2 separate regions of the Homo sapiens genome follow, and region 1 is linked to region 2. Evidence: chromatin loops called from intact Hi-C (ENCODE). Cell type or tissue: ascending aorta. All regions are shown on one strand. Links, peaks and the distances in the headings refer to the core of each region. The heading gives the core; the rest is flanking DNA.

The links. Hi-C counts contacts between places; a loop is a spot of excess contacts. Peaks named below come from ENCODE experiments on the same cell type or tissue, not always from the same donor. Only the 100,000 strongest peaks of a DNase experiment are listed, where the experiment ranks them.
Region 1: a loop joins it to region 2, with 2.4 times the contacts of the local background. A loop is called at or near these places in 3 of 110 quality-filtered maps.

What each region holds. Positions count from the first base shown.
Region 1 is chr2:38,117,007-38,129,202 of GRCh38, forward strand. LOC107985871 (a long non-coding RNA gene) reads right to left here. Exons shown (of 4, transcript XR_007086290.1): 3 at 1,157-1,229. Among named protein-coding and RNA genes, the nearest start is that of CYP1B1-AS1, 8.0 kb to the right of the region's middle. In ascending aorta, for the core only: no CTCF peak of the experiment used is centred there; a DNase peak (open chromatin) is centred at 5,535; H3K27ac peaks cover 396 bases.
Region 2 is chr2:38,226,136-38,238,331 of GRCh38, forward strand. The region is part of intron 1 of LOC102723739 (a long non-coding RNA gene); the gene reads right to left. It also overlaps the pseudogene RPL7P12. Among named protein-coding and RNA genes, the nearest start is that of CYP1B1-AS1, 100 kb to the left of the region's middle. In ascending aorta, for the core only: a CTCF peak has its summit at 7,773; a DNase peak (open chromatin) is centred at 7,686; H3K4me3 peaks cover 778 bases; H3K27ac peaks cover 1,335 bases.

The sequences.
Region 1 (12,196 bases), core at 3,058-8,057, 110 kb before region 2:
TCAAATATTCCCTTGAGGCATCATTTTTTTTTTTTTTTCAAAATTGGGAAAGCGAAGGATACAAGAAGTTGGAAGGAAAGCCCATGAAAGAAAAAAACATTTACTATAATTAAGAAAGAAAATTAAACAGATGATGATCAGAACTGCGGTTATAAATTAAAGTTAACTGATTCCAAGAGTGTACGCCATCAGAATTCGCCCTCATAACTGGAAATTTAGAGGCAGGGCAAGCTTCAAGTTTGCCTAATTCAGCAGTTCCAATCCCATTTCCTTGGGATTCTCAGCTCTGCCTCATCTGTGTTCAGTTTAATTCTCAGGCTGGGGATAACATGGCTATTGCAATAATAGGGCCAAGCTTGACAACATCCAGAGGGAGAGACTCTCTTTTCCTATGGCTCTCTCTTAAAGGTGGAGAATTTTCCAGAAGCCCCAGCAAACTTCCCCATAAATCTTATTAAACCTAATTGGTCCATATGCCTATTCCTGAACCTCTCACTGGCAGGGGGATGAGATTATACTTAGACAATTTAGGCCTAACCTGGAAGTACAAAGACTGCAATGGGGAAGGGGTGAATATTTGAAAAAAATCAGGGTTTGTTGGAATGAAGTGAAGAATGGCTGCTGGGCAGACAGTCAGCGGTATCTTGTCAGAATCAGCTGTTGAAATGCAGTGGGGCGTATGACCATGCTCCCCATTTAACAGATGGAGTAGTTAGGCCCAAGGTCACACAGTTGGGTTAGAGCTAGGGACAAAGACCTTTCTACTCAAAACCCGAGGCTTCTCTATGTACATTTCAAAAGGCTTAAATTTTGGCTTATCTTTTTACCCAGAAAGTCTACTTCTGGGAATTATTATAAGGAAATAATGAATGGGAATAAAGAGTTAGAAACAATAATTTTTAACCCAGTATATTTTTGTGAAAAAAAAATGGGAATAATGTGAAAGTCTAATAGTATGCAGTTAGTGAAATCAATAATGATACATACATACAATGGAATACTATGCAGCCATTACAATTATACCACAGAAGAAAAGGCAATGGCCTGGAAAAATATATTGTTCATAATATATTGTTACATAAAAAGTAGGCTATAAAACTGTTGTTTAACAAAACAGATCTAGAAAGATTAAGAGATGTATACAGCAACATTTTACCTGTAGTTTCCTCTGCATGATGGAATTGTAGATGATTTTAATCTCTTAGTTTGTGCTTCTTTTTTCCAGATTTCTTTGGTTGAGGATATGTAACAAAGAATATCTTTGGTGAGAACATTGCAATCAGAAAAAAATGTCCGTGTAACCATTTTTTAAGATTAATTCTATTTTCACTAAGAACACTGATTTTCAGACATAGCTATAGGTATCACAGGGTTCTATATGGAATTTCTAGAAATACAGTGGGGAGTTCATGGCAACAGCCTTCTCAAGACCTGTCTTCCATGCCCACGAATTCCTAGGATAAGAAACAACACTCGGGAGGTTTCTAAAGTTCCCGACCTCAACTGCCCTCAGAGAGGGGTCATTATATCCAGGGCAATGTTAGTGAGCCACAGTATGTGCGTTGGGAACCATGTAGAGAACAGGAAACTACAGATGCTTTTTAAGACACTTATGAGAATTGTTCTTTCTAAAGTTTAAAGTGCCTGGCACATATTTGGTGCCTAATACTGGCTAAATAAGGAGATGTTGGCTGTGCGCAGTGGCTCACGCCTGTAATTCCAGGACTTTGGGAGGCCAAGGCGGGTGGATCACGAGGTCAGGAGGTTGAGACCATCCTGGCTAACACGGTGAAACCCCGTCTCTACTAAAAACACAAAAAAAATTAGCCGGGCGTGGTGGCGGGCGCTTGTAGTCCCAGCTACTCGGAAGGCTGAGGCAGGAGAATGGCGTGAACCCGGGAGGTGGAGCTTGCAGTGAGCCGAGATCGCGCCACTGCACTGCAGCCTGGGCGACAGAGTGAGACTCTGTCTCAAAAAAGAAAAAAAAAAAAGATAAAATTACCAGAAAATATTAAACAGGTAAGTATTTACCTGTTTAAAAGAAAAATTACTAGAAAATATTAAACAGTGAAATGACCAGTGTGTCCTCAGCACAACACCTTCTACAAATTATATTAGGAGTAGCAAACAAGGCAGTGGCTCACACCTGAAATCCCAACACTCTGTCTGGGAGGCCGAGGTGGGTGGATCACCTGAAGTCAGGAGTTCGAGACCAGCCTGGACAACATGGTGAAACCCCGTCTCTACTGAAACTACAAAAATAACCTGGACATGGTGGTGGGCACCTGTAATCCCAGCTACTCAGGAGGTGAGGCAGGAGAATCACTTGAACCCAGGAGGCGGAGGTTGCAGCGAGCCGAGATCGCGCCACTGCACTCCAGCGTGGGCGACAAGAGCAAAACTCTGTCTCAAAAAAAAAAAAAAAAAAAAAAAAAAAAAAGGAGTAGAAAACAGAATGACTCTCAGGGGCACTCCGCTTTTTCTGGAGTTGTTCCTGGGTCTCCTGACCACCCAAGTCTGACTGAGTTCTCCCACATTTATCCCAGCTGTCACGGATGAGAGGCACTTTCTCTTCTGCTGACCTTCTGGCTCCTGGTGATACTGTCTACAGCACAGATGGAAAGTACCCAGGAAACAGCATAACAACAACAACAAAAAATCACATTTTTTAGCTTCAAAGCAAACACCAAAGTTAAAAGCCCAACGCCTGAAGGAATTTAAGGACCAAAGTTATTTAGGGCAGAAGCTAAAAGGAGGTGGCCTACCCCCTACCCACGGACCCCAGGCTTCAAATAGGTGAAGGTTGGAGGCTGCCAGGCCCTGAGCAAGCATCATCAAAGAAGAGCACATCCAAGAGTACCCCAGTGCTCACTCTGCTTTGAAGACAAACAGCCCTCCTAATTAGAAACAGCTTCATTCACATGCCAGATGTCCATGCTTCCCTTCCAATTATTTTCAGAAACATCATAAAGAACCATTAGCGGCAGTGCAAAATATCCTGGGTTGTTTTTTAAAAGAATTTGTCCATTCTTATGAGTTCAGTTTGATATGAAGAAGATTGCAATCCGCCTATTCCTAAGAGGTTTTTGGAGCAGGAGAGGGACTCAAGATAAGGATGTGTAAGGATTTGATCACCAGAAATACTACCACATATTTGGTTTAAGCATAAAGAACAAGCATCTTACAAAAATGTTAGCCAAATGTCTCTTTACATCACACACACACACACACACACACACACACACACACACACGATTAGTACACCCTGAGCATTTATCTAAGAATAACATGAACAATCAAAAGTTTTTGGAAGCAGAGGATCTAGATCATGAGTTATAGTTCTGAATTCTGTGTTGGTCAGACTACTTCGAAATACATTGTCCACTTCAGGAAACCACATCTGGAAAGGGACATTGACCAATTCAAGAAACCCCAGAAAGTGGGAAGAGCACAACCATGGTGGACCATAGACTTCTTTAGGGCAGGGTCTGTGCCATGCCTTTGCTCACCCCCACTGCCCTGGCACAGTGCTTTATACATAGACCATGCCGTAAGATATTTGTTGAATAAATGAGTAAATAATTCATATGTCATGCATAATTGTTGAAGGAAGTACAGTTGGTTAACTCAGAGAATAAAAGGTACAGAGGACATGACAGCTCATGTCACATACCTAAAGGGGTACCACAGAGAATAGGGAAAAGATGTATTCTCTCTTGGTCTTTGGATCAGAATGAAGACTATTTAGTGAAAGCTACAGGAAAGCAGCTTTGACCCAGGATTATTATTATTTTGTGTATCCACCATAAATAACTGTGTGAGGCTCGGGTACATTCTCACACTCAAACTTTAATTTGAGCATTAGAGGGATATAGAAAGAAATTTGGGCTTGTGGCCAGATTAATAACTTGTTCAAGAAATCTTTACTGAGATAGTGCCAGAGGATGCTGAGAAGCAGGGTGAATAAGTAACCAAAAAGGCAGGGTTTCTTCCTTTTTGAAGCTTCCGGTCTATTCAGGAATGCAGACAAGTCAGCAGGTAATCACGGTGTGCACAGGTGAGATGGACTGTGATAAGGGAAGTTCGGGCGCCTCCTGCAGTGGGTGCTCCAGCATCCCAGGGGGCTTAGATGAAGCAAAAATGGGGGATGTGATAGGGGTGGAGGATGATCCAGCATGCATATGAGCTCTAAGGCAGGACAGAGTGGCACTTTGGAGAACCCTCCACCGTCCTTAAACCAGCCCCACTTCCCACTTCCAGTTCTACCCACTCTTGGCTTAGGAAATTTTCTCCTCTTTTTGCCCTGAAAATTAGCCTTGGTGGCTGAGTTTTGCTTTTCAGGTTCTCATTGCTAGTGCTTATTTTGACGCTTAGTGACCATCTCATTCCTACTATTGGCCCGCAGTAGGGAATCAGACCTTTAGTAGACACGGAGCTCTTCAAATACAGAGTGAACTTGGGGCATCTGATCATGTGGGTCAAGATGAACACTACAGAATACAACTGAGAGCCACATGTGAGTGAAGCTGTACTCGAGCTGACAATACTGACATTCAAAAAGCAACAGGATGATGAGAATGTTCTGGAATTAGAGGGTAGTGATAGTTACACAACCTTGTGAATATACTACTGCACACCTTAACATGGTGAATTTTATGGTACGTAAATTACATCTCAATAACATTTAAAAAAAAAAAAAAAAGCAGCAGCAGATGGCTGCTGGAGGAGGCTGAGCTTAAATACCCCTGGTTACACTTCCTCCTTTCCTTGTATTTACTGGAAGGAGAAGGATTTGTCCTAAGATGAATAGTTTTTTCATCTTCAGAAATTCCTGACAAGCTACTACCCTGTCAAGGCATGAAAAATTTCATTAGTGCTGACTTGGTACACAGTCTATTAATTAGTACCTAAATAATTGCATGTTGCCTCTGTGTCATGATTTATAATTGTATGCATGCTTTGATCTTTCTCATCACAGGCAGCACTGAGAAGTGAAGGAATATTTGGGAGGATCAGAAGCTTGGTCCTGATTTTGCCATCAACAGGAACTTGATGACTTCAAGGGAGTCCCCAAACCCTGGGTTTCTGTTTTCTCAACTCTAACATGAGGGGCTAGATGCATCTGGTTTAGTTAGTCTCCATGATGGTTTAGTTCGTCTCCATGATCCTGTGAATTTCAGATGTTGAAAATCTTCGGAAAAGCCCTGAAAGATGAACAGGTAGGAGTTATTGTCTATATTTTACCCATGAGGAAACTAAGGACCTGGGAATCTAGAGGGCTCATTAGCTTTTGAACCAGTACTAGCAATGAGTTCATCTGAATTCTGGTCCCAAACTCCTAGCATGAGAGAAATGTGGACCTTTCATTCCAGGAGTTTAGCATGTAGGAGGTATTCAGCTGGTGAGGGATTAAGGCAAGATTACAGGTTCTTGAGAAACATAAGCGACAGAGACAAGAACATCAGAAAGGGCCGCTGTGACTCGGGTCGTGGCTGCCGATGGAGCTCGTAAGTCAGGAGAGGTTGTTTGCTGAGAAGCTTGCATTCCCTAGAGCCCAAGTGGGTGTTGCCAGGAAACCCTGAGTTTTCCAACTTGGCAATCAGTGCACAGCTGAGTTTTTATAGGAAATTGCCCAGCTCTTTGGAAATTGTATGTGGTATAAATATGGTTTTGAAATTCTATATATTAGCTTAGCAAAAGGCGGAAATATTTTGAAACCCATGGATTTGGGAGATCTGCCGGCATTGCTATTAAAATTACTTTCAGCAGAATTGTACAATATGACATTATATTGCTCAAAATGACTCAATTTTCTAATCTTTGAGACTTCTTAAAAAGAAATGAACCCCAAGTAGAGTAAAGGTGGACTGCAAAAAACAGCTTAGTCTGAATGAAAAAAATTCATCCTTGGCTCTGCATCTAAGAAACTGGCTGTGTGTCCTCAGACAATTCACTTAATGTCTCAGATCCTCAACGTCTTCAACTGCAAATAAAGGGGTTAGAGGAGATCATCTTTAAAGCCCAACTCAGCTCTAACATACTATGATTGGATACCATACACTTGTCCACATTCTTTTCTCTAGCACTTGGGGATTTCTGCTCTTCCAGCCTTTACAAATACAACCTTTCACTGTCACACTCATTCTTCCTTGTCCTTAAAACAGAAAGCCCAGGCATAGTCTGATGCCACTTCTGAGGGCTATAGCAGGTGGCATCTAGTGTCTCTATAGTAACTATTTACACTCCTAGGGAAAATTATCTCACAGAAGCATAGAGAGCCTGACCTTGTCTATAAAGACAGTAAGGTACAATGATTAAAAGAATAGGCTCTAAAGTCAGGCAGACCTGGGTAAATCTGCCACCTACTAGAGAGCTTGGGCAAGCAAGTTCACCATGCCTGGTACCTAGTGAGTGCTGTGGGCCTCTATTCTGGAGGGACAGCAGGGCCTTACGAAACCAGCATGAGATTGTAAATGCCTTGCAGGCTGGATTTTCAAGAGGAAATGCTACCCCCTTTTTCTCCAACATCTCTGGCAAAATTGCTAACCCAAAGGTACTAGGCCCAGCTAGTTATGAAGGGGATGGAAGTGATCTCTATCCAAGGGAAGAACATTTGAATTGATGTTTAAAGGAGTTGTTTAGATTCTTATGAAGGAATAGAGGAAGAGTAGAGGCAAAGACAGAGAAGGGGATGGATGAGAATAAAGAACAAGAAAAGAAGCAGTAGGAGACAAATGAGAAGGTTAAAGCTGATAATTTTTACTTTTATGATAAAAGGAATTTCTAAGCAAATTCTAACCATTTTATCAAGAAGAAACAAATTCACTAACTTATATTTCTGCTTAAAGAAATGCATGGGCATTTTCTTCGCATGTGCAGTTTGTTTAAAAATTAGGCATTGAATGCTTTTTAAAAAATATCTAGATCTATTCTGGACATGCACATTCCAATTGATAGATAGATCAAAATGTCTGATTTTCTTACTGGTAACTTGGCACCAGTTGCCAGTGGCTTCATATGAACCTATCAGCTGCTGTGGGATGGCAGAGCAGTTAAGAGTCCAAGACTAGTCCACGCAGGCCTGCAGCTCCCACATTCTGATGCATCAAAGCCACAGCAAGTTCCTAAAACATAGGCTCTGGATCCAGATGCTTTTGGTTCAAATTTTCACTTCATTATTTCTCAGATGTGTGACTTATGGCAATTACTTACTTCTCTAAGGCTCACTTTCCACATCTGTAAAATAGGGCTAATGATAGTATTTGCTTCATAAGATTGGGGATTGAATGGGATAATGCACTTAGCTCAATACTCACCCATAAACTTTTTTTTTTTTTTTTTTTTTTTTTTTGAGACAGAGTCTTGCTCTGTTGCCCAGGCTGGAGTGCAGTCGTGCGATCTTGGCTCACTGAAATCTCCACCTCCCAGGTTCAAGCAATTCTCCTGCCTCGGCCTCCCATGTAGCTGGGATTTCAGGCACACACCAACACCCCCGACTAATTTTTTTGAATTTTTAGTAGAGACAGGATTTTACCATGTTAGTCAGGCTGGTCTCAAACTCCTGGCCTCAAGTAATCCGCCCACCTTGGCCTCCCAAAGGGCTGGGATTACAGGCGTGAGCCACCACTCCCAGCCAACAATATTCAATTACATACTCAATTACTATGTTCTTTTTCTGGTAACTAGAATGTAGGATCTTATGATTGGCCCCAAGTTCAAAGATATGGGCAAGTAAGTATAATATAAGAGTGTAGATACAGATTTTGTAGGATATATGCCATGGCCTCTGTCCCATATCAGTTTAATACCTATTTTCCAATGTAATGCCCTGAAATCCCAGAAGAGGAAAAAAGAATTTTTTTCTAACAATTAGAAACATGATAAAAAAAACTATCAAAGGTATATTCATTCAGCCATGCAAATTGTAAAACCATAGCAATCATTCTATTTGTTTGGTCACAGTTTAAAAAAGGAAATTTGCTATAAGAAAAATAAATACAAACAAACACAAAAAGAGTTGAATGCCACCTGCAGAAGAAGCACCAATCCAACTATTTTACCCTGCCCACATTCACCATGTTTCTCACAATTGCCTATAAAAAGTAGTCACCATTTATTGTACCAGGCAGTGAGCTAAGTGCTTTATGGACCCTGTCTCGTTTAACTGTCCCCAGAGTCCTATGAGTAGGTATGTTAGTGCCATGCCCATATCACGGATAAGGAGATATGCCAGGTCAGAGAGGCGAGTTGGGATTCACACGCAGCAGACTTGCTCCAGGGCCTGTGTTCTCAACACTGCATGGTGCCGCTTCTGATCTGGATTGTTAAATCTCAGCACCCAGCACTCCTGGCTTGGGTAGAAGGGAATGGGCCCAGAGGTGCTGAGAATGGATCTCATGTACACCTAGGGTCGAAGTTGGAACAGAGAGTATGTGGAGAGCCTGGGCTAAGACTGAAGCCGCCATGATGAAAACCAAACTCAAGCAGTCTTGTTTTTTAAAACCAATGGGAGTAGTAAAGTATAAATGTAAATCTCAGTTATCTTATCATGCCACCCTATAGGTGTTTCCAGTAGTTACTTTAGAGCTATCAAAGATACATCTGAAATAACGGTACTGTGTATATACTTGAGTCCTCTTCCCCAGCTTGACACTCCTAGGAGTCAGGTGTTCTCTGGGCCAGATCATTTGCCCACAAACATAGCAATATGCCTAGCCTTCTCATTATATAAGGTCCCCCATTATATGGGGGACCTTATATAATTTCATCATATGGATGAAAAATGGGATTATTTTATTATTTGACTCTTCTCTCTAGGATTCAAAGTGCTTTTATTTATAGATTTTCATGATTTAACCAATTCACCCAAGAAGTAGGAAGAGGGCAGCTTTATTATTTTCAAATTGTGGACTGAGAAACTGAGATATGCAGAAAGAAATAAAGCTGCTCTGCAATTTGGAAAACCATCTGTGATGCTATAAAAACGTCTCACTGTACTCTCAACCACATAAATCACTATTTTTATTGCCTTCTCTCTGGATGAGATGTGGCTTAATTTGAGAGAGCTGTTTATCATTTGGCAAGCTGAAAGAACCTAATTTCAAGTCTCCATTCTAGTGGGTGGTAAGAATAAAGGGAATTTGCTTTAAGGGAAGAGGAAATGATAAGAATGGGAAGGAAACGGTTAGACCTAAAAAAAATCGATTTTGAAACCCTTTGGATTATCATGGATTTAATTTGCCAAGCATGGGTGAGGGGTCACATGGAATGGGTTTGAATTCTAAGCCACCATTATGACCACTCACTTAATGTTTCTTCCTACCACTCCCATTCTACAGTGAGCCCATGATTAAGATAACAACAGCTTAAATGAGTTAGTGCATAGTATGGTTTGGCTCTGGGTCCCCACCCAAATCCCGTGTTAAATTGTAATCTTGAGTGTTGGACGTGGGGCTTGGTGAGAGGTGATTTGATCATGAGGGTGATTTCTAATGGTTTAGCACCATCCCCACAGTGCTGCCTTATGATAGAGTTCTCAGGCGATCTGGTTGTTTGAAAGCATGTAGCACTTCCGCTGCCCTTCTCCTGCTGGCCATGTGAAGGTGTGCCTGTTTCTCCTTTACCTTCTGCCATGATTGTAAGTTTCCTGAGGCCTCCCCAAAAGCAGAAGCCTTTACAGCCCACAGAACTGTGAGCTGATTAAACATCTTTCTTTATAAATTACCCAGTCTCAGGTAGTTTTTATAGCAATGCAAGAACAGACTAATGAAGAAAATTGGTACCAGAGAAGTGAGGCATTACTACAAAGATACCTGAAAATGTGGAAGCAGCTTTGGAACTGGATAATGGGCAGAGGGTGGAACAGTTTGGAAAGCTCAGAAGAAGACAGGAAGATGAGGAAATGTTTGGAATTTCCTAGAGACTTGTTTAATGGTTTTGACCAAAATGCTCATAGTGATATGGGCAGAGATGGCCAGGCTGATGAGGTCTCAGATGGAGATGAGGAACTTATTGAGAACTGGAGTAAAGGTCACTCTTGCTATGCTTTAGCAAAGAGACTGGTGGCATTGTGCTCCTGCTCTAGGGATCTGTTGAACTTTGACCTTGAGAGATGATTTAGGGTATCTGGCAGAAGAAATTTCTAAGCATCAAAGTGCTCAAGATGTGGCCTGGCTGCTTCCAAAAGCCTAACTCATCTGCATAAACAAAGAAATGACCTGAAAAGGGAGGCAAAGCATAAAAGATAGATAGGAAAATTTGCAGCCTAGCCATGTGGTAGAAAAGAAAAACCCATTTTCTGGGGAGAAATTCAAGCCCAATACAGAAATTTGCATAAGTAAAGAGGAGCCAAATATTAGCAGTCAAGACAATGGGGAAAATGCCTATGAGGCATTCCAGAGACCTTTGGGGCAGCCCCTCCCATCACAGGCCTGGAGGCCTAGGAGGGAAAAATGGTTTCATGGGGCCAGGCCCAGGGCCCTGCTGCTTTGTGCAGCCTTGGGGCATGGCACCCTGCATCCCACTTGCTCCAGCTACAGCTGTGGCCAAAAGGGCCCCAGATACTTCTCAGACTGCTGCTCCAGAGAGTGCAAGCCACAAGCCTTGGTGGCTTCCATGTGGTGTTAAGCCTGCAAGTACAAAGAGGATGAGAGTTGAGGCTTGGGAACCTCCACCTAGATTTCAGAGGATGTATGGAAAGGCCTGGATGTCCAGGCGGGAGTCTCCTGCAGGGGCAGAGCCTTCATGGAGAATATCTAGTAGGGCAGTGCAAAGGGGAAATGTGGGGTTGGAGCCCCCACACAGAGTCCCCACTGGGGCACTGCCTAGTGGAGCTCTGAAAAGAAGGTCATCCTCCTCCAGACCCCAGCTTGCACTGTGTACCTGGAAAATCCACAGGCACTCACATCAGTCCATGAAAGCAGCCACAGGGGATGTACCCTGCAGAGCTGCCCAAGGCCTTGGAAGCCCACCCCCTCCATCAGCATGGCCTGGATGTGAGACACAGAGTCAAGATTATTTTGGAGCTTTAAGATTTAATGACCGTCCTGCTGGGTTTCGGACTTGCATGGGGCCTGTAGCCCCTGTGTTGTGGCTGAGTTCTCCTTTCTGGAAATGGAGTATTTACCCAATGCCTGTACTCCCATTGTATCTTGGAAGTAGCTAACTTGTTTTTGATTTTACAGGCTCATAGGTGGAAGGGACTTGCCTTGTCTCCGATTAGACTTTGGACTTGGACTTTTGAGTTAATTCTGGAATGAGTTAAGACTTTGGGGGACTGTTGAGAAGGGATGGTTATATTTTACAATGTGAGAGGATATGAGATTTGGGAGGGGCCAAGGGTGGAATGGTATGGTGGGGCTTTGTGTCCCTACCCAAATCTCATGTTGAACTGTGATCCCGAGTGCTGGAGGGAGGGTTTGGTGGGAGGTGATTGGATCACAGGGGTGGTTTTTAATGGTTTAGCGCCATTCCCCCAATTTCTTAGGAAATCTGCTTGTTTGAAAGTGTGTAGCATCTCCTTTGCCCCTCTCCTGCTGCTAATGGCCTGTTTCCCCTTCACCTTGTGCCACGATTGTAAGTTTCCTGAGGCCTCCCCCAGAAGCAGAAGCCTGTACAGCCCACAGGAACCATGAGCTGACTAACCATCTTTTCTTTATAAATTACCCAGTTCTTTATGGCAACGTAAGAATGGACCAATAGAGCACATCACTAGGGTAGCACAAAGGAGAGGGCCCAGAAGCAGAGGAGAGATAAACAGCTCATTTTTTTCATCTTTCTCAATGTTTCTTGCTCACTCTCTGTTGTTTGCATCCATTTTTCATTTCATCCCATTTCCTCTTTTTTCCCTTTCATTTCCTCATTTTGGGACAGCAAGAGGTCATGTTCTTGCTGCCAACAGTTACGACATTTTCAGTAGTCATGACAGCCACAAAGCCAGGGCTGGACTTGTCCAGAAGTCTGATCTGCAGCAGGAGGGAGTCTGTAGTGTGCAGGGGCTCTCCAGCTGTCACTTAGATCCCAAGCTGCCCCTTCACTTTTAATTTTGCTGATGGTGGCTTTTGTCAAAGGCAATTTAAAATTTAGGGCTAGGTAGTCTAATCTGTCAATCTTTTCTTTTCTTTGTGGTTTCCAGGTTTGTGTCTTACTTAGGAGGGCCTTCCCAATGCTAAAATTATATATATAAACAGATATACCA
Region 2 (12,196 bases), core at 4,831-9,830:
AAGATATGGAGAAAATTTTGAAGGAAAAAAAGTTAACCTGTAGAAGAAGAAAGATAAAAATCATATCATGCTTATCTTCAGAAACCATCCAAGAAAGAAGACAGTGGGGTGAAATATTTCAAGTATTGAAAAAAAAAAAACAAAACACCAACCTACAGTCCTGTATCCAGTGAAATATCCTTCAAAAGTGAAGGATAAATAAGACTTTCTCAGACAAACAAAAAACTGAGGGAATTTGTTGTGAGTAGACTTACCTGTTCAAGACTTGCCTTGCCTTGCCTTCCAAGTGAAGGAAAATTATATAGGTCGGAAACTCAGATCAACATTTTAAAAAGGAAGAGCACCAGAGAAGGAACAAATGAAGAAGAAAGTAACATTCTTCATTTTTCTTATTCTTAACTGATCTAATAGATGACAATTTGTTCAGAGTACTAATAGTAACAATGTACTGGGTGATTATAATGTATGTATAAGTAAAGTAAACAGCAGCAATGTTATAAGGGAAGGAAGGAAAGAACTTTGAATATTCTGTTATAACAAAACTGCACTACCTAGGAAGCAGTATACTATTATTGGAAAGTAGACTTGATCAGTTGTAAATGTATATAGCAAACTCTAGGGTAACTACTAGAAAACAATTTTTAAGATGTGTGATTGATATGCTAAAAAAAATAGAAAAATTTATAGCATTATATCCATATATTGGGAAAGAAGAAAGATCTAAAACCAATCATCTAAGATCCCACATTAGGAAACTTAAAAAAGGAGAGCAATATAAACCTAAAACAAGCATAAAGAGTAAAATAATAAAAATTAGAATAGAAATCATGAAATTGAAAACAAATTAATAGAGAAAACAACAAAACCAAAATCTGGTTCTTTGAAAATGTCTGTAGAACTGATAAACTTCTAGCTTAGCTAACCAAGAGCAAAAAAGAGAAGGCACAGATTACTAACATCAGAAATGAAAGAGGGATCAATACTACTAATCCCATGGACATTTAAATGATACTTTTAAATATGTATGAACAATTCTATGCTCACAAATTTGGTAACTTGGTAGAAATGGACCAATTCTTTGAAAGACACAAACTATTAATACCAAAACTCACACATGAAGAATAGAATATCTGAATAGGGCTATATTTATTAAAGAAATTTAATCAACAATTAATAACTTTCCAAAAAAAAGAATGCACCATGCCCAAATGTCACCAATAAATTTTACCATTTTTAAAGAAATAACAATTCCCTACAAGTTCTTTAAAAAATAAAAGCAGAAGGAACCTTCTTAACTTATTCTATGAGGCCAGCATTACCCTAACACCAAAACCAGATAAACGCATTGTAATAAAGAAAAACAGACCAATCAATATCTCTCATGAACATAGATACAAACCTTCCAACAAAATACTAGAAAATCAAATAAAACAATATGTAAAAAGAATGATACAATATGCCTGAATGAAATTTAATCCAAGTATGCAAGCTTGGCTTAACATTTTAAAACCAATTAATGTAATTATAACATTAACAACCTAAAGAAGAAAAATCTTATGATCATATCAACAGATGCAGAAAAAGCATCTGAAAAAATTCAATACCCATTCATGATAAAACTGTCAGCAAACTAGAAATAGAGGGAAAGGTTCTCAACTTGATAAAGAACAGCTACAAAAAAACCCCACAGCTAACATTTTATGTAATAATGGAAAACTAGATGCTTTCCCCCTAAGATCACAAATAAAGCAAGGATGTCTCCTCTCACTGCTCATATTCAAAATCACACTGGAAGTCATAATTTGTGAAATAATAAATAAGGAGATAAACACTATACAAATTATCAAAGAAGAAATAAAGCTGTCTTTTGTTTGCAGATGACATGATTGTCTACATAGAAAATCCCAAAGACTCAACAAGATCAACAACAACAACAACAACAAACCCTCCTGGAACTAATAAGTGATTATAACAAAGTTTCAGGAAACAAGGTTAATATATAAAAGACAAATCTTTCCTATATACCGTCAATGAACAATTGGAATAAGAAATTAAAAGCACAATACCATTTCCATTAGCGCACACACACACAAGGAAATACCTAGGTATAAATCTAACAATATATATACAGGATCTGTGAGGAAAACTATAATATTCTGATGAAATAAATTTTAAAAGATAGAAATAAATTTTAAAAGATCAAAATAAATGATATTTAATCATCTATAAATATCCAAATTTACACGTATAAAAATTTACAAAATATTTATCTGTAAATTTGGTATTTAAATATTAGAGATATTCTATGTTCATAAACAGGAGGAGTTAATATTGTTAAAACATTGATTATTTTCAACTTAATTTATGGATTCAATGTACTCCAAATCAAAATCCCAGCAACATATTGTGTTGCTATCAACAAACTGCTCCTAAAGTTTATATGGAAAAGCAGAAGTTTATATGGAAAGGCAAAAGACCCATTTATTATTTTATGAATTAGCCACAGAATACAGAAGAAGAATAAGGTAAGAGGACTGACACTACCCAACTTCAAGCTCCAGTAATCAAAATGTCTTGATATTGGAGAAAGTATAGGCAAATAGATTAGAACAGAATAGAGTCCAGAAATAGACCCACACAAATATAGTTAACTAATCCTTGACAAAGGAACAAAGGCAATTCAGTCAATAAAGAATAGTCTTTTCAACAAATGATGTTGGAAAAATTGAACATCCATAAGTAAAAGAAAGAAGAAAGAAGGAAGAAGGAAGGAAGGAAGGAGATGGAGAGAGGAGAAGGAGGGAGAAGAAGGAGGGAGGGAGGGAGAAGGAAGGTAGGAAGGAAGGAAGGAAGGAAGGAAGGAAGGAAGGAAGGAAGAAAGGAAGGAAGGAGCAAAGACCTGAATCAATACCCAACTTAAAAAAAAAAAACCATACAGAAGCACATGAAAAGATGCTCAGTATCATGTGTCATTAGGGAAGTTGCAAATTAAAACAACAGTGAGACACTACACACCTATTAGAAAGGCTAAAATACAAAAAATACTGACAGTACCAAATGCCGGTTAAAACACAGAAAAACAGAAATTCTTGTTTCTTGCTAGTGGGAATGCAAAATTGTACAACCGCTTTGGAAGACCATTTGGCAGTTTTTTCCAAAGCTAAACACAACCTTATCATACGTTCCAGCAATCATGCTCCTAGGTTTTTGCCCAGTTGGTTTTAAAATTTATGTCCCCACAAAAACTTACAAATGTTTATAGCAGTTTTTGCAATAAGTAAAATCACAATCACCAAAAACTGGATGGCCTTCAATAGGTGAACGAATTAAAAGGTAGTAGTGGTTGGGCGTGGTGGCTCACGCATCCCAGCACTTTGGGAGGCCGAGGCAGGAGGATCACTTGAGGTTGGGAGTTCAAGACTAGCCTGGCCAACATGCAGAAACCCCGTCTTTACTAAAAATACAAAAATAAACCGGGTGTGGTGGTGCATACCTGTAATCCCAGCTACTCGGGAGGCTGAGGCAGGAGAATCGCTTGAACCCAGGAGGCGGCAGTTGCGGTGACCCAAGGTGGCGCCATTGCACCCCAGCCTGGGCAACAAGAGCGAAACTCCATCTCAAAATAATAATAATAATAATAAAAAGTAGTGGTATAGCCATACATGGAATGATTTTTTCATAAAAAGAAATGAGCTATGAAGCTATAAAAAGGTATGAAGAAACCTTAAATGCATATTGCTAAGTGAAAGAAGCCAGTCTTAAAAGGTTACATACTGTATCATTCCATCTAGATGGCATTCTGGAATGGCAAAACTATGGAGATAGTAAAAAAAAAAAAAAAAAAAAAAAAAGTCAGTGGTTGCCAGAGGTTGGGAGACGGAAGGGGAAGAGAGATGAATCGGTGAAGCACGGGGGATTTTTAGGGCAATAAATCTCTTCTCTATGATACTGTAATGATGGATATATGACATTATACATTTGTCTAAACCAATAGAACTATACAACACAAAGATGGACTTCAATGTAAACTATGAACTTTAGTTACTAATACTGTATCAGTATTTTTTCATTAACTGCAGCAAATGTTCCACACTAATACACGGTGTTAATAACAGGGATATAGTAGAACACGTGGGGAGAGGAGGTTCTGTACTATGAGCTCAATTTTTTGGTAAATCTAAAACTGTTCTAAAAAATAAAATCTAATAATCCCTTAAAAATCAACACGGTAAATTGCCACATGTAAGATTCACAGAATAAAAGAATGATTTTACAAAAAGAATGATAAAGATCAAATAGTTTCAGAGCTAGCAGAGGCCTTAGAACTGGTCATCCTCTCACCAAATCTTCACTGGGCAGTTACAGAGTGTCACTGTCTGCATGAGGCACTGCAAGTATAGTGAAAACTAAGACAGCCCCTGTCACAATATAGTATTAAGGGAAAAAGTTCAAATGATTTCATTTTTGATGTGTGTATGTGAGAGAGAGAGAGAGAGAAAGAGAGAGAGAATAGAGGTAGGGAGAGAACATTGAGAGGAAGCTCACCAAGACATGAACAGTAGTTATTTCTGGATGGGCTTTTATTTCCTCTTACTAGTTTCTATCACTTTATAGTGTTTCTATGATAAGCATGCTTTGCTACTGTCATAAGAAAATTAAATAATAAAATGTTCCTTTATTCTAATGATGGCACTTCAGAAAATGCTACCAATGAAGTAAATTTGAAGTCAGGATTATGAAAGTAAATGAATTGGAACAGGTGGGTGAGTAGCCGGGACGACCCATTTCTCACAGGGAAGGTGCACAGCAGGGAGCCCCATGCACTGCATGAAGTGTGTTTGGCAGCCACAGAGGACAGGCTTAGCAGCTCCGTGGTGGATTTCACTCAGTGGCAGCAACACTTGACCACCAACAACTATGGCAAGGCAGCTTTGCCATCCTGATAGTTTTTGACACTAATTTCTACTGAGTTTCCTCAAAGAATGTTTCACAGAAAACTAGTTCTCAAAATATTCGTAGGTAGAATTCTATTAAATTAAACAAAACTAGCACAATTATTTATAGAAGAACATACCAAAGCATTTATTATTCTATGATACAATGAAAACAGAGAGTACAGTGTTTCCCTAATTGGAGAAAAAGTAATTCTCCCTGCTTTTCCTTTCTTTCCTTCTTCCTTTATTCTTTCTTCCTTTTTCTCTTTCTCTCTCCAGTGGGGACAAGAGAATTTCATGGAATGGGTGTCATTTGGTACATACTTGGAGAGCTGTTACTCTGCCAGATGTCACACCAATTGTTTATGGGCTATGATTTATTGTGTTTGTCAATATAGCTCTCAGTATTCCTACCACCAAGCACAGCAGCTAGCACATAGAAGGCTCTCAATAAATACTTGTTAAATAAGTGAATGAACTCTTTTTCCAGCTGGAACCATGGAGGATGTAGAAGAGAAGAAGAAGAAGGTTCCTGTTATGCCAGAAACCCTTAAGAAAAAGGGAAGGAATTTCTCAGAGCTGAAGATCAAGTGCCTTTGAAAGAAGTTTGCCTAAAAGATGCTTTGAAAGGCAAGGAGGAAGCTTATCTATGAAGAAGCAAAGCACTATCACAGGGAATAAAGGCAGATGTACAGAACTGAAATATGAATGGCGAGGATGGCAAGAAAAGCTGGCAACTTCTATGTACCTGAAGAACCCAAATTGGCATTTGTCATCAGGATCAGAGGTATCAATGGTGTGAGGCCAAAGGTCCGAAAGGTGTTGCAGCTTCTTCGCCTTCGTCAAATCTTCAATGGAACCTTTGTGAAACTCAACAAAGTTTCAATTAACATGCTGAGGGTTGTAGAGCCATATATTGCATGGGAGTACCCAAATCTGAAGTCAGTAAATGAACTAATCTACAAGCGTGCTTATGGCAAAATCAGTAAGAAGCGAATTGCTTTCTTTGACAGATAACACTTCGATTGCTCAATCTCTTGGTAAATATGGCATCGTCTGCATGGAGGATCTGATTCATGAGATCTATACTGTTGGAAAATGCTTCAAAGAAGCAAATAACTTCCTGTGGCCCTTCAAATTATCTTCTGCATGAGGTGGAAAGAAGAAAAGGCCACCCACTTTGTAGAAGGTGGAGATCCTGGCAACAGGGAGGACCAGATCAACAGACTTATTAAAAGAATGAACTAAGGTGTCTACCATGATTATTTTTCTAAGCTGTTTGGTTAATAAACAGTACCTGCTCTCAAATTGAAAAAATAAATAAATAAAAATAAATAAACAAATAAGTGAATGATTGAATTTCATTAAGAAAAAATGAATTACTACAAAACTCTGTACTTTCTTATCTCACCTAGATTTGACTTGCACTTTCCTACAGAGAAAAGAAGTCACCCAGGTTCACAATGAGCAGCCCAACTTGGACAATTTACCAAAGCACAGAAGAATTCAAAATCTAGATCTTCTCACCAGGACTCTCTCCAGTGGCTGTCCTACTTGCAAATGTAATCATCCTCCCAGAGGAGAGTCAGGCACAAACCAGGGAGTGAGTTTGTTGTTCATCTTGCAACACCTCTTTCAATGAATCTAACTTGCTTCACAAGAGTCCATTGGGAATGGCCCCCCAAAAAAACAGTCGCTTGGATTATTTAAGTGAACACATGACAGTCAATGCAATAAGGCCTTGCCCTCCCCACTTCCCCATCAATATTTATCAAGGACATGGTTTTTCCAAGGGAGAAAGGAGCATAGTCTTGTAACAGCTGTTCCAGAGAACAGACCGTACATGGATTAAAACTAACTCAAGTCAAGAAGAAATTATGTACAGTCTTATAAAAGAGAGATGCGTCTTGAGCTGAGAAAGTGCATGTTCCCTTAAATATTTTCCTGCCCCCACATGCTTAGCCCCTTCAGTACTTGGTGTCCCTACCTTCTGCCAGCTTCTGACCCTGAGGAATGATCAAACCTCGTTTTTCTAGGAACTGAAGGAGCTCTTTAGCCCCTCAAAATACATCAAAGGAAGACTCAATGCAGCCAAAATTCAAGCCTAAATTTTGAAATACAAATATTTGAACTGATCATGATGTCCACGTCCTACACAAATAAAACTTTCTTTTAGAAAAGAAACCCCTGCTGGTTGTGCTGTAATTATTTTAGGCAGAATGCTTTTAAGTCTAAAGCCATTTTAAACTCTCAAAACTTTATACATCCAAGGAAAGCAAACTGAAAGTGAGCATCACTAAGTTTACTCTTATTTCTAAGATTAATCTCAACCTCCCTGGATTTCAACACTCACGCCGTTGTCCAGACTACTAGATGCAGCTGCAACTAGGGATTTCTTAAGTCACATAGGGAACCTGGACTAAATTAATCTGGAAGGATATGTGCCATTCCTAAGTTTGCGATTTCCTTCACTATGTTTAAAAAAGGGTTATTAGGTACTAATGCTGCACAGATTTTCTAAATACTCTATTTGCCAGTGGCAGAGCCAGATGTGGACCACATTAGGAGAGACATGCGTGACAGCGTTTTGCTAAATGTCCGTGATGAATTTTAACTTGCAAAGGGGAAAATTATAGCTGTGTGGTGCCAGGATAATTTCCTCCAAATACCACTCCCATCAGGTCATTTTCTCCTGTGACTCACCAGCTCCTTTTGAGGAAAGCGTAAAGTCTGGCATTAGAGGCCTCAGTCATCTTCTCTTCCTCCAGACTATCCCAAAGGATCCCTGTATGCCAGGACCACCTCTTGACTCTCCTTCTGCGTATTTTGCTTGGGTGGCTCCCTCTGTCTGGAATACATAGCTCTTACACCCTTCAAAACCTGGCTCGAATCTCATCATTTTCAAGGAGGCTTCCCTCCCCAGCCTCCCTCCACTGATTATTCTCCTGTATTTGGCATTCACTGCAGGTATCCATAGTTGTCTCTATGACTGTTGGTGGTGGCCACTGGAAAGCTCAGCATCGAATGTGAGGCCCCATAAAGCAAGTGTAGGGAGCAGCCTCCCTGGGGGCATTTGCACACTTTCCCCTTCCCCCTTCACCGTATGTCCCATCCTTGATTTTGCTTTGCTTTTTCATCCGCTTTGTTGTCTTGATTTATTTTTAAGTGATATCTTAAGTCCTTTCTGAATAAGAATAGAGTGAACATGCGAGTCTTTGGACTACGTTGGCATGTGTTTTTTTCCCAGCACATGTTCTCTGTGAATGTCTGAGCTTCCACTACTTCATATGCTCCTCTAAGAAAAAAATAATCATCTCAGAAGCAAGATGTCTTCCTCTGTTCTAATTTCTGGAACTAACATTTTTTGTTTTTCCTTTGATTAAAAGAGTATGTGTGCAAGACCCCTTATGTAATGTCACCTACAACCCAGAATTATCATCCCATGTTACACATGAAGAAGCACATAATCAAAAGACTAAACAGACAACCCATAGACTGGGAGAAAATAGTCGCAAACTATGCATCCAGTGAAGGACAAATATCCGGAATCTATAAGGAACTCAAACAAATCAGCAAGAAAAAAACAAATAATCCCATCAAAAAGTGGGCAAAGAACATGAATAGGCAATTCTCAAAAAATATACATGAACAGCCAACAAACATATGAAAAAAAAATGTTCAACATCACCTTACTCCTGCAAGAATGTCCATAATTAAGAAGTCGAAAAACAACAGATGTTGGCATGAATGTGGTGTAAAGGGAACACTTTTACACTGCTAGTGGCAATGTAAATTACCACAACCACTACGGAAAACAGTATGGAGATTCCTTAAAGAACTAAAAGTAGAAGTACCATTCGATCTAGCAATCCCACTACTGGGTATCTACCCAAAGGAAAAGAAGTCATTATATGAAAAAGACACATGCACATATGTGTTTATGGCAGCACAATTCACAATTGCAAAGATATGGAACCAACCTAAGTGCCCATCAATCAACAAGTGGTTAAAGAAAATGTGGTATATATACAACATGGAATACTACTCAGCCATAAAAAGGAACAAAATAATGCCTTTTGCAGCAACTTGGAAGGAGCTGGAGGTCATTATTCTAAGTGAAGTAACTCAGGAATGGAAAACCAAATATAATATATTCTCATAAGTGGGAGTTACACTATGAGGATGCAAAGGCATAAGAACAATATAATGGACTTTGGGGATTCTGGGGGAAGGGTGGTAGGGGCGTGAGGGATAAAAGACTACATATTGAGTACAGCGTACACTCCTTGGGTGACAGGTGCATCAAAATCTCAGAAATCACCACTAAAGAACTTATCCATGTAACCAAAAACTGTACCCCAACTATTGAAATAAAAATAAAAATTATTTAAAAAATACTAAATGGTTGACCCAAAGTCACCCAGCTTATACGGCAGAGTCAAGACTTGAACCCAGGCCAACCTAACTCAAAATGCCTTGACTCTGTATTCTCTAAAAGCGTCTAGCACCAAAACACACACCATGAAGTGTCTAGCACCATAACAGGCACTCATTCATTATTGAAGTATGACCCAAAACATTTGGTACAGAATTGAATAAAACCATGAAGGCAAAGCTATTGAAAATTGAGCTTGCAAAATTGGTAGAATTGGCTTCATGAAAAACTGAGGAGATTCTAATTAGGTCTATCAGAGAAAGACAACACAGATCTACAAAACATTCTGGATGTAGGTGAACAGAATACTAGAAGAGATGCTGTGAGCTGATGTCCATGTTTGAATACAAAAGAAAAATAGATGGGCACGCTGGTTTAGATTTATAGGTCCAGGGCAAACTGATCCAACTGTGGAATCACTGAACCCCCCTTGGGTTTCAATGAGGGTACCCTTGGTAGTTACTTTCGGCCCTAAGGGGTTTGACAAAATGGGACAGACAGGGTTTTTACATCTGAAGCCAGAATACAGAATCTTTGTTCATTGAGGATCTTCATACATGTTACCTTATCTAATACTTTCCCTAACTTCCCCCAGTGTTTCATGTTTGTTATATTTACACATGGTCTTATAACGACGTGTCTATGTCTATCTTGCCACATTGCCCAGGCTGGTCTCGAGCTCCTGGGCTCAACCAGTTCTCCCACCAGAGCCTCCCAAAGTGCTGGGATTACAGGTGTGAGCCACTGCACCCGGCCTAGTTCTCAAATTATATGGAGGAACAAAGACCTAAGAGTAAATAAAGCACTCCTGAAAAGGAATATCAAGACTTATTCCAAAGCTAAAATAACAAAGACAGTGCTGTACTGGCACAGAAATAGACAAATTGCCCAATGGAACAGACTAGAGAAACAGAGACAGAGAGAAAGAGAGAAGGGTGGGTACTTGAGGATGGAAGAGAAGGCACTGCGGATGACAAGGAAACAATGAACTCTTCAATAAATAGTGCAAGGCCACTGGTTACCTACATGGGGGGGAAAATACTGTGACTAATCCCTGCTTTGCACCATGCAGAAGAATCAAATGCTAGCAGATTTAAGATTTAAATACACAAGGCAAAACTCTAAAACTTTTGAAGGCAACATGGGAGAATATCTTTAGAACATCAGAGAGGTGAAGGTTTCTTAAAGAAAACACAAAACTATGAAAGAAAAATAATAAATTTGGCTACATTCAAATTAAGAACTTCTGTTTAACAGTAGACCCCATGAAGAAAGTGATCAGAAAAGCAACAATGTAGGAGAAGATATTTGCAATATATATAACCAATATAATCTACATAAAGATGATGTATTTTTTAAAATCTTTTCAAAGTTCAATAAATAAGTTAATAAATACACAGTTCACAGAGCAGAAAATATGAATAGCCCATAAATATATAAAAGAATACACAACCTCATTAGTAATCGCAGAGACACTAAGATACCAGTGGGACTTTACTTTTTACCCACTGGATTGGCACAAATTAATAAGGCTGATATTGTCAAAAACTTGGGCTGGGCGCAGTGGCTCAGGCCTGTAATCTCAGCACTTTGTGAGGTCAAGGCAAGTAGATCGCTTTGAGCTCATGAATTCGACACCAGCCTGGGCAATATGACGAAACCACATTTCTACAAAAAATACAAAAAACTAGTTGGGTGTGGTGGTGCACACCTGTAGTCCCAGCTACTTGGGAGACTGAGGTGGGAGGATGGCTTGAACCTGGGATGCAGAGGTGTGGGGGTTCAGTCAGGATGGTGGGAGAAATTGTAAAATTATGGGAAATAAACGCAAACCCTCTTGGAAGGCCTGGAGGTCTGCATAAAGTGTTTGGCTGAAGGCAGAATTCTCTTAAAAGCTCAGGGCATGGATACATAGGAATGTAGAGTAGTTTATCTAAATAGCTTGTTTATTCATGTGGTCCTAAGACCAACATTTGGTCAACCACAGATGCATGATTGCTCTCTACTCAGGAGGTCAGCAATGTCAATTACCCTCTAGTGGTTTTTACTCAAGACCTTTGTCATCTAATCTATACTGAATAAATGTGAGCTTCGCTGACTGAATGGAGCCATGGCTGCTACTCTTTACAGAACCTTCCTTGGTGTCTGTGAGGGGCCCAGACCCTTAGCTGGACTGACAGGCAGAGTATCTGTGTCAGTGTACATTACTCATCCGTTGTTGGGTGAGGGTCTGCAGAACAAATGCCCGCACAGAGGTTGCAGTGAGCTGAGATCATGCCACTGTGCTCCAGCCTGGGCGATAGAGCCACACCCTGTCTCAAAAAAAACAAAAAAAAAAAGAAAAAGAACTTGGAAAGAGTATGATTCAACTGGAATCTTTATTCACTCTTGGCAGGAGTCTAAATTGGTATAACCCCTCAGAAAAAATAAGTTAAATATATTCATATACCTTATAGCCTAGCAATCCTACCCTAGAGAAACCCTCGCACACGTGCACAAATTCATGTGGTTGTACTTCTAAGTATAACCCTAGAGAAATTCTTGCATGTGATTTACGTATGGGAATGTTCACAGCAATATCAAAATAACAACCAGAAACAACCCAAGTGTCCAAAGTGTTCAGAGAAAGAATAAACAATTATTTATAACTACTCACACAATAAAATGCTAGAGACAGTAGTGAAAATAATGAACTACATGCAACATGGATGAATCTTAGAAACAAAATACTGAGTGGAAAAAAAGCAAATGAAAAGAAGACTGCATGTAGCATAATACCATTCTGATAAAGTGGACACAATCAAATAATATGTTTCTTAAGGTTATC